Regions from separate parts of the Homo sapiens genome. Here regions 1 and 3 are each linked to region 2. A link is a contact called in ENCODE Hi-C or POLR2A ChIA-PET data. All regions are on one chromosome and are shown on one strand. Each heading gives the region's core, a stretch centred on a gene start or an enhancer-like site at or near the end of the contact. The rest is flanking DNA. Distances are from core to core; before and after follow the strand shown. Region 1 overlaps FAM53B (family with sequence similarity 53 member B). Region 2 overlaps FAM53B (family with sequence similarity 53 member B). Region 3 holds the start of EEF1AKMT2 (EEF1A lysine methyltransferase 2).

Region 1 (3,242 bases), core at 217-2,716, 75 kb before region 2:
CTGGAAGCTCCCTGTAGACAGGCAGGCAAGAGAAGAAAAGGAAAGCTGTCGCCAAGACCCCACCACATGCGGGAGCTTTCCATTAGCAGGACTGTCCTCAGAACAAGTGTGAGCAGAGATGCATGTCACCAATGCACTCGTGTGGCAGCTGAGGCTCAGGGAGGCAGGTATGTGTCCAGTGTCACAGCTAGGAAGCAGCAGAGGGCAGGGAAGGCCTGTACCCTTTCCATGTCACCCCATGGGGTGGGGTGGCTATGTCTCCCTCGGGGTCACCCCCTCCCCCAGGGCACCTCACTGAAGTGTTGAGGGCAGACCCAAGATGGCTGCTTGAGATGAGCCGAGGAAAATGTCTTCGGCTTCACCAGACACAGGAGGAGCTTCATAGCTCAAGGGATGACCCTGGCCTGTGGTCACTGTTTCCTACAAAGCCCAGAACAGCCCCGTGTGCATGAAGCAGGTCAGTAGCCACATGGAGCTATCAGCCAGCAGAGGGCTCAGGGTGGAGCCAGGGATGGGAAAGGAAGTGGGTGTGGGCACGGGGAGAGTCAACAGGAAATGCACTGGGGACGCCATGGGGCTGGCTGAGGCCTCACCACCCCCAGACTTCTGCATTCTTGGTTCTTCCTAGGATGCTGAAAATCTGCTTGGCCCTGCAGGGCACAATGGCACACCCTGCCTCCTCCAGAAAACCCTCTCTCTGAGAACACTGCAGCAGCCAAGCTTCTGGGAGGAAACCAAGACACATCGAGGATCCAAGGCTCTGGGAGCGTCTGTTGGAAAACCCCACGCTCAAGACCACAGGCCTGGGCACGGCAGAGGGCCAAGCCTTGGGCAGGAAACCTCCAGGATGGAGAGGGACAGATGGGCAGTGGGTGCCTCCAGCCCAGTGTGCCTGGTGCCCACGAGCCTGCAGTCTCCATGGAGGGGAAGGTCTGGGAAGCTGGGGTAGGATGGGCTGCGGCCTGCTGTGTCCTGGCCTGGCTCTCCACCACCTGCCATAACATCATCACACATCTCCCCGCTCCTTGGGAGCCTCCCCCATCTGTAAAATGGCAATAATGACCTCGTCCTGCCTGCCTCATAGGAATGCCATGAGACCTCAAGAATAATTGCCATGGGGCTTCACGAGGGAGAACCCACTAGAAATGCAACAGCAGAGCCCTCCACCATGCCCTCACAATGGGCCAGGCATGGTGCGTGCACCAACAAGCCCCTAAAGGTGCTCTTTTTTGCTTTGCAGATGAGCAAACAGGCTCAGAAAGGTTAAGTAACTTGCCCAAGGTCCTACAGATGAAACAGAACTCAGAGCTAGTCCACCTGTCCCGCCTGTTCGGGGCTCCTTTTGCTGCTAAGGGGTCTGGCCGGGATTAGCAATTGTGGGAAGCCGCCCTGAGAAGAGAAAGCACCGTCCCAGCCCTTAACGAATGTGCAGCGTCACTGGAGAGACTGGTGGTGGAAAGTGCTTGCCACAACAAGCGAGCCACTTGCGGGAGACAGGATGAAACTGGTGGGGGATGAGAGCTGTATCCTACTGACTTGCAGAAGCAGCTGCAGGCCTGCTGGGCAGACTGCCAAAGGCAGGCAACAGCAGCAGTGGAAGGCCAGGTCTGGTCACTGCCCCATCATCAGCTAACTTTCTAAGTGACCCAGGGCAAAGGACTGCAACTCTCTAGGCCTGTTTCACCAGGTACATAATGACAGGTCCCTTCCAGTTCTGAAACGTATAGGCTCCAGCTAGAACCTTCTGCACCTACCTCTTCAACCTCTAACCTGGGAGTAAGGAAACCAGCCTGGATTATTTCGAAGTTTCCATGTCTTCCAAGAAAAAATATTGTTGTCTCAGTAGATGGCAGCAAACTAACCCTGGCAGAGGCCTTCCTGCTATTGTTGGACCAGCTTGGCACCCTCTGACCACCCATCTGACCAAGCAGAATGGAGGATGGGGTAGAGAGGGTGCTACAGGGCAGGCTGGCCCAGGCAACAAAGCCATGGTGGGAAAGAGAAACAGCAGGCCTGGCCGGCCCCACCTCCAGGCAAGTCAGCAGCTGTTTCTCCCAACATGTCTGCCCTCCGTCGCATAACACAAGGTATTGCCAAAATCCCAGCCACTGCAAGGATGTGGACAATGCCTGTTCTAAACGAGCTTCCAGACCAAGCCTCAGTCTGCTTTCTCACAGCTGGATAAAGGCCGCCTTCCATGCAGAGTGTCCCCCTGTAAGATGGAGGGCTTACTGCCAGAGAGCTGCCCTACCCAGAACTCAGGCTGGCGGTGTCCCTGGTCTCCCTCACACACTGGGAAGTGTGCACTTGATTCTTTGTACTCCTTCAGACCCCAAAAGCAACCAAATATACATAAGTCCCCAAAAGCAACCAAATATACGTAAGTCCCCATAAGCAACCAAATATACATAAGTCCCAGGAAACGCGCCATTCATTTTAAGTCCATGGTGCCTTTAGGAAGACACTACTGTTCCCATTTTTTAGATAAGAACTCTGCGGCCCAGGGCAGTCACTTGCCCAGGCCCTCTCCTCGCAGGCTCACTCCCTCTGCACTTTGCCTGCAGATTTCCAGCCATCTACTAGATATTTCTAGCAGTAAAACTAACGTCATAACAAGACAAGCTGGCGACAGGTACAGATGACATAATTATCGATCAGATGACTTATCTCCCTAATGGAGCTGGGATATTCTTAGTAATATAATTAAGTATAGGATAATTTTACAATACTGTAGGCTGTGCCCTGCTCCCAGAGTAAGCACTAAGGAGGCAGACCTCTCCCTCCAAGGAAGGACTCTCTATCGGTTGGAGGAGGCCAAAGGTAAAAGAGGCCCAGGTCATCGCGGGACAGGTGTCGTCTACCCTGAATCTGAGAACCAGGCATGAGCCTAGGTCTTCTAAGCGTTCCAGTTGGACCCTCCACGCTGGATGATGACAATGATGGTGGTTTTGGCAGTGGTGCTTGTGACGCTGAAAGTAACGGTGGTTATGGTGATGATGGTGATGACAGCAGCTGCCATCTGCCAAGCACGCACAGTGTGGCCAGATGTGCTAGGCGCTCTACACCCTTTGGCCTATGTGATCTTCACACCAACCCTGTGAGGCAAGTTATTCTTCTCATCTCCACTTTACAAATGAGGACGCTGCAGCTCAGAGTTTACCTGGCCAGAGCACAGCGAAGCCGAGAGCTGAACCCTAACCCCAGGACTCCAGAGGCGCTGTTTTCTTCCACCTAATGCCTCC
Region 2 (3,313 bases), core at 236-2,735:
CATAGAAGTAAAAAGCAGAACAGAGGAGACTAGAGGCTGGGAAGGGTAGGGGGAAGGCGGGGAACAGGAAGAGATTTGTTAAAGGATACAAAATTACAGCCAGATAGAAGGAGTACGTTCTAGTGTTCTATAGCACTGTAGGATGACTAGAGTTAACAATATTATGTAGTTTCAAATAGTTAGAAGAAAGATATTGAACACTCCTGACACAAAGAAATGATAAACGTTTGAGATGTTGGAAATGCTAATCACCCTGAGCCGATCATCATACATTATATGTGTTGCAACATCACTATGTACCCCATAAATAAGTACAATTATGTGTCAATTTAAATTTTAATTTTAAAAATTAAAAAAAAGAAGGCTTTGGGAGCCCAACACATCCAAAGAGGAAACCATCTTCAGGTATAGTGCTAAGTAGAAAAGCAAAGATCAGAACAGTGGGTATATTAAGCTCCCATTTGGGTGAAACTAAATAAATAATTGTGCCAATAATACAGAAGTCCTGGAAGGATACAAAGGAAACTTAACATAAAACCTGTCTTCAGGGAGCGGAAATGGGTAGCCGGGAACAGAGATGAGAGAAGACTCTTCAAGAAATGGCTTTTTGTATGTTTTCAATTTTGAACCAAACGAGATATTGACTTTCACAAGAAATAGGTAATACTTTCTAAAATCAAAAATATAAAAAATACTGTATTTTTATACACACATTTGTGTGTGTATATATCTGCATATTCTTGCACATGCATATGGAATATCTCTGGGAGGACAAACAAGAAAATGACAACAGGAGCTCCCCCCAGGAAGGAGGGAGACGTGTAGCTGGGGACAGGGATGAGGAAACTGCTTTTCACTGCTGAGTTTGTACACATGCATGTACTGCCTATTCTTAAAACATTCTGGAGTTCTCCAAATACCACATGCAGTTTCCTGCCTCCAGACCTCTGCTCATGCTGGTCTCTCAGGCTAGAACTTGCCACCCACTTCCCCTGCTCCCTGCTGCCCTCTCAGCCTCCAGACTCTCTAACCTCATCTTTTAGACTCAGCTCAGGTGTCACCACCTCCAGGAAGACCTCCACACTCCACACTGAGTCAGGTCACGCCCTCTGCCTCTGTGCAGAATGCAGAGCTTGAATCACAGGGCCATGAAATGAACCAGCAAGCTGCCACCCCTACAGACTGTGTGCTTCTGGAGGGCATGAGCCCAGCCTCAGTCCCCTGAGTCCCCAGAACCTGGCACAAAGAGCTGCTCAGGAAATGTCTGCTGAAACAAAGAACACAATCACCACGTTAAGTCAAGTCTCAACATTCTTGGTGCCAGAGATACTGAAATCTGTCTTGCTTGCAGGGGGTTTCCGATAGCTATCAAAATGTTGTTAACACTAATTCAAAGCACAGCACCTCCTGATTCACGGAGGGGCTGGGCTCAAAAGTTTTCTGGGTTCCACAGTAGCAGAGCATAACAGAAAAACACAGTGACCAGCACAAAAACCCCTGTATCTGATCATACTCACACCTCCTCAGGAACCTGAAAACACTCATCAGAGTTTCTGTGGGCGGGAGGGTGGCCAGCAGCCCTCTCACACCCAATCATGGGAAAACTGAGAGCCCAGGGCCCTGCCCTAACAGCTTTGTTTTCTGTGTTCTGCTTTTAGGAGGAAGAGTCTTGCTGCAGTCAGGGCCTGATGTGAGGCGGGCAGCACTTGCAGGGCCGGCCCTGGGCCAGGCAGAGCCTGGACAGCCCAGGCCTCTGCAGGAACCCCAGTGGGACAGGGAGGGCCAAGGTCCTGGGAGCCTCCACAGAGAGCAAAATGGGTCAATGGGAAGATTATATACACATGTGACGCTGCGCTCCTTAGAACAGACTTTTACTCAGAAACAAAAAGTATTTCTAGGTGACTGTAGTTGAACCGGCAAATCTCATGTACTCCCTGTGTTGTGCTTCTCTCTGGGCATTATTTCCTCCCGGTATCAGTCTCGTCCCAAGTCCAACACGCACTAGGCTGGCTGTGCTAGGGACTGAGGGAAGAAGGCAGGTGATACATAACTAAGTTCACGCAAACAGCAAGTGTTCAATTAGGTTTCCCACAAGGCATAGTGTGTCATACGATAATAAATCCACAAGGGCAGAGAAGTGAGCCTGGAATTCCAAGTAGGGAGGTAAAGATCTGGGGAGATTTCCTAGAGGAAGCGGCATGAGTGTTGGGCAGGAGTTCAATGCCAGAGATGGGGTGAGGGTATTCTATTAGGATGCTGCTAAATGACATGTCTGACACTCCAGCAAGCTAGGGGGACGGGGCTGGGAGTGGAGGGCCCCTTCCCAGCTTTTGGTGGAAGGAGCCTCAGGATGCCCAGACAGGTCAGCTGCCACAACATCGGCCAGTGCCAGCGCCAGCGCCCTCACAAGGCCCAGGCAGGGGGAGCTCTGCGCACCGGACAGCCACAAGCCGCCACCCTGCTCTCTGCCTCCCATCACTCTGCTTCTCTCCACCTCTCAGAGGTCTGCCCTCCCAGAGCTGTCCTGCCTGAATAGCAGGCAAACAAGCTGAGCTATGGGGGCGGGGTAGGGGGGCACAGGCTGGTGGTTTACTCAGCTGAACAAAGCCAGGTGACCCAGGGGATTCTAAGAGGTCGTCCCAAACCTCCCTCTTTTGTAAATGGCAGCATAAAGGTAGGAAGCTGCAAAACGGTTATTTCCATCCCCCAATATACCAACAGCCCCAGCCGTGACCCAAGCAGCTCGCCCAGAATGCCCACAGACAATACAGTAATTGTGTTCTCCCTTGGGGAATGGGAGTGGCCACACACAGCCCCATACGAGAATGTCACGATCATCTCAGACTCCCGAGTTACAAATATGTGATCAAGGCATGTGCTGGGCACGCGCTTCCCACGTGTTTTCGTGGATATGAAAGCACAAGGGCCAATGTGCCCAGCTGCTGGGGGCTGGGAGCTGCAGAAGGCAGAGTACTGGGACAAGGAGAAAACCACACAGAAACGCTCCATTCAAAGCCATGACTGAGTTAGTGTCCCCTTGTTTCTGAGGAGCGAGAGTAGAAGGGGGAACACTCCTTGACAAAACAAAACTGTGAGGAAAACTTCAAGGCCAGGCAAAGCCAAAGCCTGCCCGTCACCTCCCAGTGACTACATCTGGAGCTAAAGACACAAGACCCAGCAGTGATTTCAGGTTCACTCTGGACAACTAAAACCCCCAAATGAGAGGAAACCACCACTAAGCACTTAGATGTGAGCATGGCTGACTGTATGGACTTCAACGCACCATTTCCTGGCTCTGCACCTGCTTCCCCAG
Region 3 (3,637 bases), core at 634-3,133, 68 kb after region 2:
GCCTCGGCCTCCCAAGTAGCTGGGACTACAGGCGCGCGCCACCATGCCTGGCTAATTTTTTGTCTAATTTTCGTAGAGACAGGGTTTCACCATGTCGGCCAGGATGGTCTCTATCTCCTGACCTCGTGATCTGCCTGCCTCGGCCTCCCAAAGTGCTGGGATTACAGGCGTAAGCCACCGCGCCCGGCGAATATATACGTATTTTTTTAAACACACACACATATACATATAATCTTCTAGATTATAACTTGATTCTTTTCCTAACTCACCAGATTTCACCTGTATCTCCATATTCTCGGAAAGTTTGCAGTTCTCTCTCATAGACAGCATCCCAACTATGTAAACAATGAAATGCAAAGCAAGACTCTTGAATTAAACTGTATTATGAATTAAATGTATGTTTCTAATACATTACAGAGCTATTTATGACAGAGGTTTAAACATCACTAGTGTTATTAATAAATACACATAGTTCAATCTTTTAACGTCCTTGAGTTAAAAGAAGGAAATACATGGGCAAGCAGAATACGTTTATACTGTACATGTAAAGCATTTAGGACAATATCTGATGCACAACAATAAGTTTTAGCCTAAAAAAACACAAAGACATTTGTCCACGTATCCCTAAGTCCCTGACCCAAGTTCAAAACTTGATGAAACAAGCACATCTGGTCTCAAGTGTGCAGGCACACAGTCTCTTTCCTGTGCTATTTGTCTCTGCCTATTCCAGTCTTCTAGCCCTCCGTTTAAATTTTCTCTGGACGCTTTTCTTCTTTTTTTGAGACGGAGTCACGCTCTGTCACCAGGCTGGAGTGCAGTGGCGCGATCTCGGCTCACTGCAACCTCCGCCTCCCGGGTTCAAGCGATTCTCCTGCCTCAGCCTCCCGAGTAGCTGGGACTACAGGTGTGCGCCACCACACCCCGCTAATTTTTGTATTTTTAGTAGAGACGGGGTTTCACCATGTTGGTCAGGCTGGTCTCGATCTCCTGACCTTGTGCTCCGCCCGCCTCGGCCTCCCAAAGTGCTGGGATTACAGGCGTAAGCCACCACGCACCCGGCCCTCTGAATCCTTTTCATTTGCCGTCTCTTTTCCTACAATGATTCTCTAGAATCCCTGCTCCCTCTCATCCCGCCAATTTACCTCTCCCCAACTGTTCCCTGCAGCCATTCATCCACCCACATTAATTCATTTAATAATTCCTGAGCGTCTGTTTGAGGTCAGATCGCTTTCTTTCACCCCAAGATCCCCCACTATCTCCCCGCTCCCGCCTCGGGTCATCCGCTATTCCCACCCCACTTCCAGCTCCCACATCCCTCCCCTCCTACTCAGCCTTTTCGGCTCCCAGGCCCAGCACTTCTCCCTCGGTCTCTCACTCTCGCCGACCAGCCCTATTCGCCAGCCTCGCCCTCTCCCCCTTTCCCCCAAGCCTGGCCCTCAGGTTCGAGACTCCCAAAAGGCCTCCCAGGAGCCAAAGCCTGTCCCGCACCCACAAGCCCCTTGGGCTCCAATCCCTTGAAACGTCGGTTAACCGCGTAGGGCGACCCCTAGGGATTCCACTCTTTGAAATCCCCGTAAGCCCCCCGCCAGGTGGCCCTGCTCCCGTCACGCCCCCGAGGGTCTCCCTGTCCCTGAGCCCCGGGTCTCCACCCCGCCGTCCCCTTCTCGGGGCCCAGGCAGGGCGGCACGGCTCATCCTCCCCTGCCCAGCGTCACACTCACTGCTCGCGGGTCCCCAGCGCCGACGGGACGAAACCGTCCTCCCCGGGACTGCCCTTGTCCGACCGCGCCGCCACCGCAGCGCCACCGCCGCCGTCAGCGCCCGAGCTCATTTCGCTCCACGTCCTGGACGGCCGTTGGGGCCGCCATAGAGACGGGGCACAGGCAGAGCGGACGAGCGGACCGGCGCCTCTAGGCGGCGGGAGGCCGCCCTCTCGACTGCTCCAGCCCCCGCGCTGGGGCTGGGATGGGGACGCGACGCCCTCTGCTCTACCCCCGGCTCCCTGCGCCGGCGGGGACCGTGCGCTCTCCCCACAGCGTTAGTGGCATCCCCTTCGTCGAGGTCCAAGAGCGGCTGTATTTGGGGACTGCTGTTCGTGAGGGACCATTAGAGGTATTGCATTTTGGAAAACGGCTGGCTTCCGCACCGTGGACACCTAAAGCCGACGCCGCTCTACCCAAACGCAGAAATCACTTCACCTCTCCACTGCGTGCGCCTGTCTGCGAAGCGGGTGCGAGCGTCCATCCAGTTATTTGGCTCCTTGGCAAGAGGCCAACTTCGTTTCTGGCTAAGATTCTGACTTGAAAACCGCGTTCTGGCCTCTTGTGACTTGATGTCACCGGTAGACGTGGAAATTTATGTCCAGGGAAAGGAATGCCCTGCAACTCTCCACAATACGCCAAACACGGGGATCAGTGTGTTGTGGAAGAAAGACTGCTAAGTGAGAGGATGCCCGGATAAGCCTCAGCTCTGCCTCGACCCAGGCACCTGGCCTTGCTTAAGTTTGTTTTGTTTTGTTTTGTTTTGTTTTGTTTTTTGAGACGAAGTTTCGCTCTTGTCGCCCAGGCTGGAGTGCAATGCAATGGCGCGATCTCGGCTCACCGCAACCTCCGCCTCCCGGGTTCAAGCGATTCTCCTGCCTCAACTTCCCGAGTAACTGGATTACAGGCGGGCGCCACCACGCCAGGCTAATTTTGTTTTGTTTTGTTTTTTAGACGTAGTCTCGCTCTGTCGCCCAGGCTGGAGTGCAGTGGCTCGATCTCGGCTCGCTGCAAGCTCCGCCTCCCGGGCTCACGCCATTCTCCTGCCTAAGCCTCCGGAGTAGCTGGGACTACAGGCGCCCACCACCACGCCCGGATAATTTTTTGTATTTTTTTTAGTGGAGACGGTGTTTCACCGTGTTAGCCAGGATGGTCTCGATCTCCTGACCTCGTGATCCACCCGCCTCGGCCTCCCAAAGTGCTGGGATTACAGGCGTGAGCCACCGCGCCCGGCCTAATTTTGTATTTTTAGTAGAGACGGGGTTCCTTCATGTTGGTCAGGCTGGTCTCGAAGTCCCGACCTCAAGTGATCCTCCCGCCTCAGCCTCCCAAAGTGCAGGGATTACAGGCGTGAGCCACCGCGCCTGGCCTCTTGTCTAAGTCTTAACCTCTGTGTGTTTCCTCCCTGTACCATGTCAGAACTAGACGGTGTCTTTGTTCCACAAAACTGCTCCCAACCCGCGAACCGGAGATTGCATCTGCCTCTGGGTCTGAGTGCCATTGGTAGATCTGCAGTATAATACAAGAGATCTTATGGGCCAAAGTCTGGGGTATTTTCTGTAGTAGCTGTGAAATACTGCTGGTCCTATGTCCTAGGCAAGGCCCTCAAATGCCCCTAGCGAGACTGCCTTCCAACCAAAAGGAATTGTTTGCTAGGCCACGTTTCTGTTGTCTTGGCAGACAGAAGCCCAGTAACAAGTCCCTAAAGATAAAATAGCATCAGAAATCCTTCCTAGGATCGGATGCGCATCTCCTATAGATGCTGTTCTGAGATCTTCAGGCAGCCACTAGTGATAGGGTAAGATAAAAGGCAGACAGGAGGCCGGACACGGTGGCTCACGCCTGTAATCCCAGCACTTTGGGAGGCCAAGGCAGGCA

What was found. A loop is a pair of places that touch in the nucleus more often than their neighbours do. ChIA-PET counts read pairs that join two places held with the same protein, here RNA polymerase II (POLR2A). Pooled maps may share reads with other maps.
Region 1: a map of natural killer cell shows a loop between it and region 2 (4-fold over the local background). The contact joins two enhancer-like sites. A Hi-C loop is called at or near these places in 40 of 168 maps with a recorded cell type or tissue (B cell, CD14-positive monocyte, CD4-positive, alpha-beta T cell and 28 more), 28 of 37 single-sample maps with no recorded cell type and 29 of 50 pooled maps. POLR2A ChIA-PET finds 5 or more read pairs at or near these places in 19 of 52 experiments (CD4-positive, alpha-beta T cell, CD4-positive, alpha-beta memory T cell, CD8-positive, alpha-beta T cell and 13 more).
Region 3: a pooled map shows a loop between it and region 2 (3-fold over the local background). The contact joins the promoter of EEF1AKMT2 here to the enhancer-like site in region 2. A Hi-C loop is called at or near these places in 5 of 37 single-sample maps with no recorded cell type and 11 of 50 pooled maps. POLR2A ChIA-PET finds 5 or more read pairs at or near these places in 12 of 52 experiments (CD4-positive, alpha-beta T cell, CD4-positive, alpha-beta memory T cell, CD8-positive, alpha-beta T cell and 8 more).

The regions. Positions count from the first base shown.
Region 1 is chr10:124,647,450-124,650,691 of GRCh38, forward strand. All of the region lies in intron 4 of FAM53B (family with sequence similarity 53 member B), which reads right to left. Among named protein-coding and RNA genes, the nearest start is that of FAM53B-AS1, 55 kb to the right of the region's middle. RefSeq lists enhancers at 331-625, 371-665, 818-1,660, 1,480-1,569 and silencers at 1,371-1,665, 1,399-1,599. Within about 2 kb of position 1,467, at least 32 of the 41 ENCODE cell types and tissues checked have a DNase peak (open chromatin) inside an H3K27ac peak, as active enhancers do; they include B cell, CD14-positive monocyte, CD4-positive, alpha-beta T cell and 11 more, where a contact is called at or near this core.
Region 2 is chr10:124,721,991-124,725,303 of GRCh38, forward strand. The region is part of intron 1 of FAM53B (family with sequence similarity 53 member B); the gene reads right to left. Among named protein-coding and RNA genes, the nearest start is that of FAM53B-AS1, 20 kb to the left of the region's middle. RefSeq lists enhancers at 1,669-1,758, 1,809-1,898, 2,168-3,134. Within about 2 kb of position 1,486, at least 30 of the 41 ENCODE cell types and tissues checked have a DNase peak (open chromatin) inside an H3K27ac peak, as active enhancers do; they include B cell, CD14-positive monocyte, CD4-positive, alpha-beta T cell and 11 more, where a contact is called at or near this core.
Region 3 is chr10:124,790,004-124,793,640 of GRCh38, forward strand. EEF1AKMT2 (EEF1A lysine methyltransferase 2) reads right to left here and starts at 1,884. Exons shown (of 7, transcript NM_212554.4): 1 at 1,721-1,884; 2 at 270-335. The coding sequence starts at 1,830. RefSeq lists enhancers at 1,836-2,560, 2,188-2,497, 2,561-3,283 and a silencer at 1,998-2,057.